2 separate regions of the Homo sapiens genome follow, and region 2 is linked to region 1. Evidence: chromatin contacts called from ENCODE Hi-C or POLR2A ChIA-PET data. All regions are on one chromosome and are shown on one strand. Each heading gives the region's core, a stretch centred on a gene start or an enhancer-like site at or near the end of the contact. The rest is flanking DNA. Distances are from core to core; before and after follow the strand shown. Region 1 holds the start of ZNF202 (zinc finger protein 202). Region 2 holds the start of GRAMD1B (GRAM domain containing 1B).

Region 1 (2,914 bases), core at 112-2,611:
AGGCAGAGGAAAAGTAAATTCACCTCTCTCTTCTTGAGCTGGGACATCATCTCCTCCTGCTCTCTGGCCTTCAGACACCAGCACCTCAATCCCTTTCCAGTTCTCAGGCCTTCAGCTTTAGACTGAATTATACCACCAACCTCCTTATTTCTCCAGCTTGCAGTAAGCAGATGGTGGGACTTCTCAACGTCCATAATTATGTAAGCCAACTCCTTATAATAAATCTCCTTTTATATGTTTATACATACCCCGTGTGAAAGGAAAGTGATTTGGGGCCCCCAAAATCACTAAAGGGAAAATTCATGCTGGGAACTGCTTAGGGCAAACCTGCCTCCCCTTCTATTCAAAGTCACCTCTCTGCTCACTGAGATAAATGCATATCTGATTGCCTCCTTCCGGAGAGGCTAATCAGCAACTCAATGCAACCATTTGTGTCTTATCTACCTATGACCTGGAAGCCCCCTCCCCGCTTTGAGTTGTCCTGCCTTCTGGGTTCACACCTATTAGTTCTGTTTCGCTAATACACTGCCACTCCACCAAAAGTAACTAATCCTTTGGTTCAAACCCAGTAAACAGATCCCAGCAATGTGTCCCATGAAAAGGAAGTGGCACATGGCACGTGGAGAGTGGTGACTTACAGGGTAAAAGGGACAGAGAGCAAAGGAAAATGTCAAGTATGGGCAGAAAGGTCACCGAACGGACAAAAATGAACAAATGAGATCAGGGAAGACAGCCTGAAAGTAAAGAAATACGAAGCAACACTCAAAGGAAAAGAAAGAACAGTGATACCATAACTATTTTCTTTCTGAGCTTCTGATGTTCCATTCAGTTCATGTGCAATGTATCATTTAGTCCTCAGAGTAACGGTATTATTATGCCCGTTTTATATGATGCACAATAGGGTTCAAAGATGGAGAGATTCGGCCGAGGCCCTGCTGCTGATGGTGACTGCAAGAGCCAGTATTCAAACCTAACGCTGCCCTTTTCTACCATGTTGCAGCGGACAATGCAAAGAAAAAAAAATCAAGAAAAACACGTAGAGGTATCCAAATGAAAACAAACACACAAAAGATCAAAAACAGAAAAGAAAAAAGAAAAGAAAAAGAAAACCCTTGCAGAAGGTATGCCTGTAAATGAAAGGCCCAAGATGTTAATTTATTCGCTGCAGAGTGGAGTTAGGGGTCGCGGACGGCAGCTGTGGGGTCCGAGGCTTCTTCGCACTGGGTCCTTGGGGAGCACTGAGCCGCAACCCGCGGAGGGCGCATAGAGAGGATCAAACCTCCCACAGCCTAGAAAGGCTCCTACTCGGCGAGAAGGCGGGGCGAGCGATCGCTTCCGGTTCCGGGCGCAAAGGCCCCACGTGTTCCGACCCGCTAGGCCCCGCGCGGCTCGGATCCGGCGGCGCTGTTTCGGTCGGGAGTGGGTGGGAGAGAAGCCGGGGCAGGGGAGGAGCCGCCGGAGCTGTCGGAGCCGTGAGTCCTGAGTGGGCTGGGCTGGGCCGGGCCGGGCTGGACCGGGCCGGACCAGATCGGGCAGAGCCGGGCAGGGCGGGGAGGAGGGGGAGGGACCGGAGACCCCGCCCCCCAGAGTCTGGGGAAATCGCCGTGTCCTGGGGAAGGGGTGGCGGCGGTGTACTGAGGGTGCCGAGACGTTGTGGTCTCTGTGTTTCCTGGTGGCCGGAGCCAGTATCTCCGGGGACACGGATGGCGCTCCCGGCTTCCTTTCCTTTCCAGCCACCGCCCTCCGCCCCCTCCTGGGGCCTGCAGAAATGTAGTTAGTCCGTACCTCGTACCTCCTAACGCTTCCGCGCCAACTGTCCCCCCGGAACCGAGGGAGGAGTGGTCTAGGCCCCTTTATTTTCCGCAGCTTTTTCTTACCCCTCCTCTCAGATTGCTTAAGATCATCTCCGCGGGCTCCTTGCCCCGGCTAGCCCCATCTCCTTACACCACCAAGCCCCCCTCAGCCCCCCAGCACACACCCAGATACACTCACCCGTGATCTTGTCACCTGTGATGATAGTAGTCCTTGGCGTCCATTTGGCCAGAGGCTTTTCAGCTGCCACTGTGACAGACCCTGAGGTCCCCTCAAGCCAGTAGCTGCTGTCTCCACTTGCAACTTTCCTCTCCTCCCACTCCTAACAGCCAGTTTTGGCACCTCTTCTCAGCACCTGCGTTACTTTTAGCAGGAGTATACCTACTTCTTGAGTGTCTTGATTAAAAATTTGTTTTTGTGCCATGGATAGGCTGTGTTCCTTCAGAAAGGTGTCAGTCTAATTTTTGTTTTTCTGAACAATGAATGTTCTCATCTTCTAGGCGCTTTGATAACCCTGTCTGCCTTGGAATCTGTACTGACCTCCCCAGAGGGAGACTCTTAGACCCAGCCTTTCTTGAACAACCTTGGTCCTGGGGAGCAGCGCTAGATCCCAGGCTCTCAATTAGAGGCTGGGCTTAGAACTGTTGCTTTTTCTCTATCCACGCTCTGCAGGTGACACCCAGGGCAGCTACACTCAGAAGCCACAAGGAATGCTAGTGGAGCCCCTCATCCCTCCCAGCTTCTCTTCCAAGCTGCCCCGTGGGGCTTGATCCAGGAAGCTACTTCAGAAAGGTTGTGGGATAGCCTTGGGAGGAGGTTTGTTGGTGGGAAGCGTGTGAACGCGGAGCAGTCTGGGATAACTTTCTGCTGTTACTATCTAGCATAAGAGGGTGGGCAGGGTTGGAGAGAGGACAGGAATTTTTCCTCCTAGGACCAAACGCCTGGGATTCATAATCTTTCACCCTTTCTCCTCCAGCTATACCCTTTTTGTACTCTGTGTATATACTATATTGCAGTAGACAATCATTCCAAGGGTACAACAAGGTTTACCACAATGTGAGGGACTCAGCCATTGCAAATTGTACAGATGAGGTAAGTTACA
Region 2 (2,810 bases), core at 185-2,684, 310 kb after region 1:
TTCCACACAAGTGAGCCAGTTAAGGCAATCCGGTGTGGCCAAACATAAAATAAGATTGAAACGGAGTCCTGAAATATAAACCACTTAACTGTTCTCTGGCCTTTTACTATCTCCTTCTGTAGAAAGGGAGCCATAGTAATACCTACCTCAGAGAGTTTGCGTAGGGATGAAATCTGGAGGTACATGAAGTGCGCAACATAGTGGCCCGCACATGGTAAGGGCTCAATAACTATTAGCTGTTATTATTTTTATTATTTATTTCGCTGCGAGGATCAAGGGAGATGGAATGCAGCGTAAAGCCCCACGTAAACGTGTCGTGCAACATGAAGCCCCTCACCCTGAGTTGGGGAGCGGGTGGCACGCGTGGAAGCTGAATGCCACCATCCCTGGGACCAGGCGCAGCGCCCTCCAGAAGCGCCTCTGGTGACGGGCTCCTGTTCTCCCCCAGGACGTTTCCCCCAGAATGCCCCGGGGCCCTGGACGGCTCTGGAGAGGACGGGAGGGAAGGGAAGGAGACGGGCGGAACGGGGACGTACCTGCTTTCACTGCACTCCTTCCGCTCCCTCACCCTCAGCCACTTGCGGAGGAGGAAGCGTTTTCGGCGCGGGGACGCGCTGGGTGTGGAGCAGTTGGACCACGGGGTGTCCTCGTCGCTGGAGGGCGTGATCTCGATGGACGGCAGCTGCAGGAACTCCTTGCCGGGGGCCAAGACGGCGGGCAGGTCCCGGGCCAGCCCGGCCTCCAGGCTCTGCTCCTGTACGTTCTTCATGCGGCGCATCTTGAAGCGCCGGCGGCGAAGCGTGGGGGTCGACGAACTGGACCAGACCGGGCTGCCCTCGGGCGCACCCTGCGGCTCGGGCACCTGCAGGGCGGGCAGCGGCCGGTTCTCCATCATGTTGGCCGCCGGCATGGGGGCCGTCGCCTCTGCGCTCCCCCTGAGCCCTCCGCCAGCGGCCTGGTTCGCGTCTCCCTCTGGCTGTTCCCCACCCTCGGCCCCGCGGCACACTCCCCAATCCTGGGGCCGAAGGAACAAGTTCCTTTCCCGGAGCGCAGCGAGGAAGGGACGCGAGGGGACGCGGCGTAGCGCGCCGCCGCCCGGAGTCTAACTTTTCGGAGCGCGCGTCCTCCGGGCCGTCAGCCGCCGGCGAGGCCACCCGGGAGGGGCGGGAGCCGCCTGCCAGCCACTCGGCAGCCCTCCTGGGGCTCCCCTCGCGCGCCCGCTTGTTTTTCTTCCGCTGCGCTTCCTCGCTTGCTGGCGTCTTTGCCTTAGCGGGACTCGGCAGCCAGGGGCCCCAGGGGGCGGTGCAGCAAACTCTCAGCGGTTTGCGTTCAGCAGACCAGGTTGGGGAGCCGGCTTGGCGCTGCAGGGAGGTAGAGAGCGGGAGGAAGAGGCAGTGGTAGGAGGGAAAGGGAGAGAGAGACAGAGAGAGAGAGAGAGAGAGGAAGCGAGACACTGGATAAAAACAAAAAAGGAGGAGGAGGAGCGGGGGCTGGGGGCGGGGTGAGGGGGGCTATCCTGAATGGGCTAGCACTGGCAGCGACCGCTAGTGTAACTGTACACGGATTCCCTCGGGGAGGGACTCGACCTCCAAGTAAAGGCTGCTCCAATCAGCCTACTGAAATAGGATCACAAACCAAACTTTCTCAGGGCAACGATTGGCCAGGCAACTCCCATTAGTCGAACTCGGCTATTTCCTTGGGGGTGGGGGGTGCAGAGAAAGGGGAGTCAATGAATTCAGTCCTCACTCTCTCAGGCCACCCATGATACAGGGTTGAAGGAAAATGAGGAGACTTTTCAACTAGCTCTTGTCTCCTAAGAAAGGCAGTTTAAATTATTTGGGGGCGTGAGTAGTGGCACTGCAGGCCGGAGTATAGTCAGAGGAGGAAAGCAAGGTTGCTGGAGGCTGCTTCCAAAATGACAAGCTGAGAAGAGGACAGTTCTCCCGTGGCGGCGTGAGCTGAGGATACCAGACATGACATACCAAGGAAAGACAGACAACAGGGTCTGAGAGACAAAGGACACAGGACCAGTAAGGAAAATGGGGCCTGAACCCTGTACATGAGCCAGCTGCCAGTACCATAGCCGCGTCCCTAGCAAAGAATGAAATGAGGAGTCGGTGAGCACCCACAAAGCAATGCATCCAACAGAGCCCCAGGGAGTCGAGGGTACCCCCCCTTACATTGCTGAGGGCTGATTCAGTTCTGCTTCAGCCTGCCATGGACTGAGTCACAGAATCCAGTATGTCCCCATGTCATGGAACCTAGGAAGTCTGGTTCAGTCCTGGTAGCATCCCAAGATGTGCTGAACCACACTCACTCTCTAGACCCAGGCCCTAAGAGATCATCAACCCTAGAACCGATCCATCCTATTTAGGTGCTCTCTGTGGGCACTGAGTCTAACCCAGCCCAGCTCCTAGAGCAGGGCTGTAGCAGCCATTCTCCTCCTTCAACCCCAGCCCAATGCATTTGTCTCTTGGGTCAGTAACTGTTTTGTTTTGTTTTGTTTTTAAGAGACAAAGTCTCACTCTGTTGCCCAGGCTGGAGTGCAGTGGTGCAGTCATGGCTCACCGCAACCTTGAATTCCTGGGCTCAAGCTGTCCTCCCAGCTGAGCCTCCTGAGTAGCTGGGAGTACAGGTGCGCACCACCACACGCAGCTAAGTTTTATTTCTTTTTGTCGATATGAGGTCTTGCTATATTGCCCAGGCTGGTCTCAAACTCCTGGCCTCAAGTGATCTGCCCACCTTGGCCTCCCAAAGTGCTGAGATTACAGGCATGAGCCACCATGCCCAGCCTGGTCAGTAACTTTCAA

The links. A loop is a pair of places that touch in the nucleus more often than their neighbours do. ChIA-PET counts read pairs that join two places held with the same protein, here RNA polymerase II (POLR2A). Pooled maps may share reads with other maps.
Region 2: a map of CD8-positive, alpha-beta T cell shows a loop between it and region 1 (11-fold over the local background). The contact joins the promoter of GRAMD1B here to the promoter of ZNF202 in region 1. A Hi-C loop is called at or near these places in 4 of 168 maps with a recorded cell type or tissue (CD4-positive, alpha-beta T cell, CD8-positive, alpha-beta T cell and naive thymus-derived CD4-positive, alpha-beta T cell), 1 of 37 single-sample maps with no recorded cell type and 8 of 50 pooled maps. POLR2A ChIA-PET finds 5 or more read pairs at or near these places in 1 of 52 experiments (activated CD4-positive, alpha-beta T cell).

What each region holds. Positions count from the first base shown.
Region 1 is chr11:123,740,107-123,743,020 of GRCh38, reverse strand. ZNF202 (zinc finger protein 202) reads left to right here and starts at 1,361. Exons shown (of 9, transcript NM_003455.4): 1 at 1,361-1,472; 2 at 2,485-2,604; 3 at 2,829-2,904. RefSeq lists enhancers at 179-776, 1,766-1,975 and silencers at 1,366-1,415, 1,456-1,585.
Region 2 is chr11:123,428,893-123,431,702 of GRCh38, reverse strand. It overlaps GRAMD1B (GRAM domain containing 1B), which reads right to left and starts at 1,434. Exons shown (of 20, transcript NM_001387025.1): 1 at 537-1,434. The coding sequence starts at 910. LOC124902776 (a long non-coding RNA gene) reads left to right here and starts at 489. Exons shown (of 2, transcript XR_007062928.1): 1 at 489-756. RefSeq lists silencers at 807-856, 967-1,296.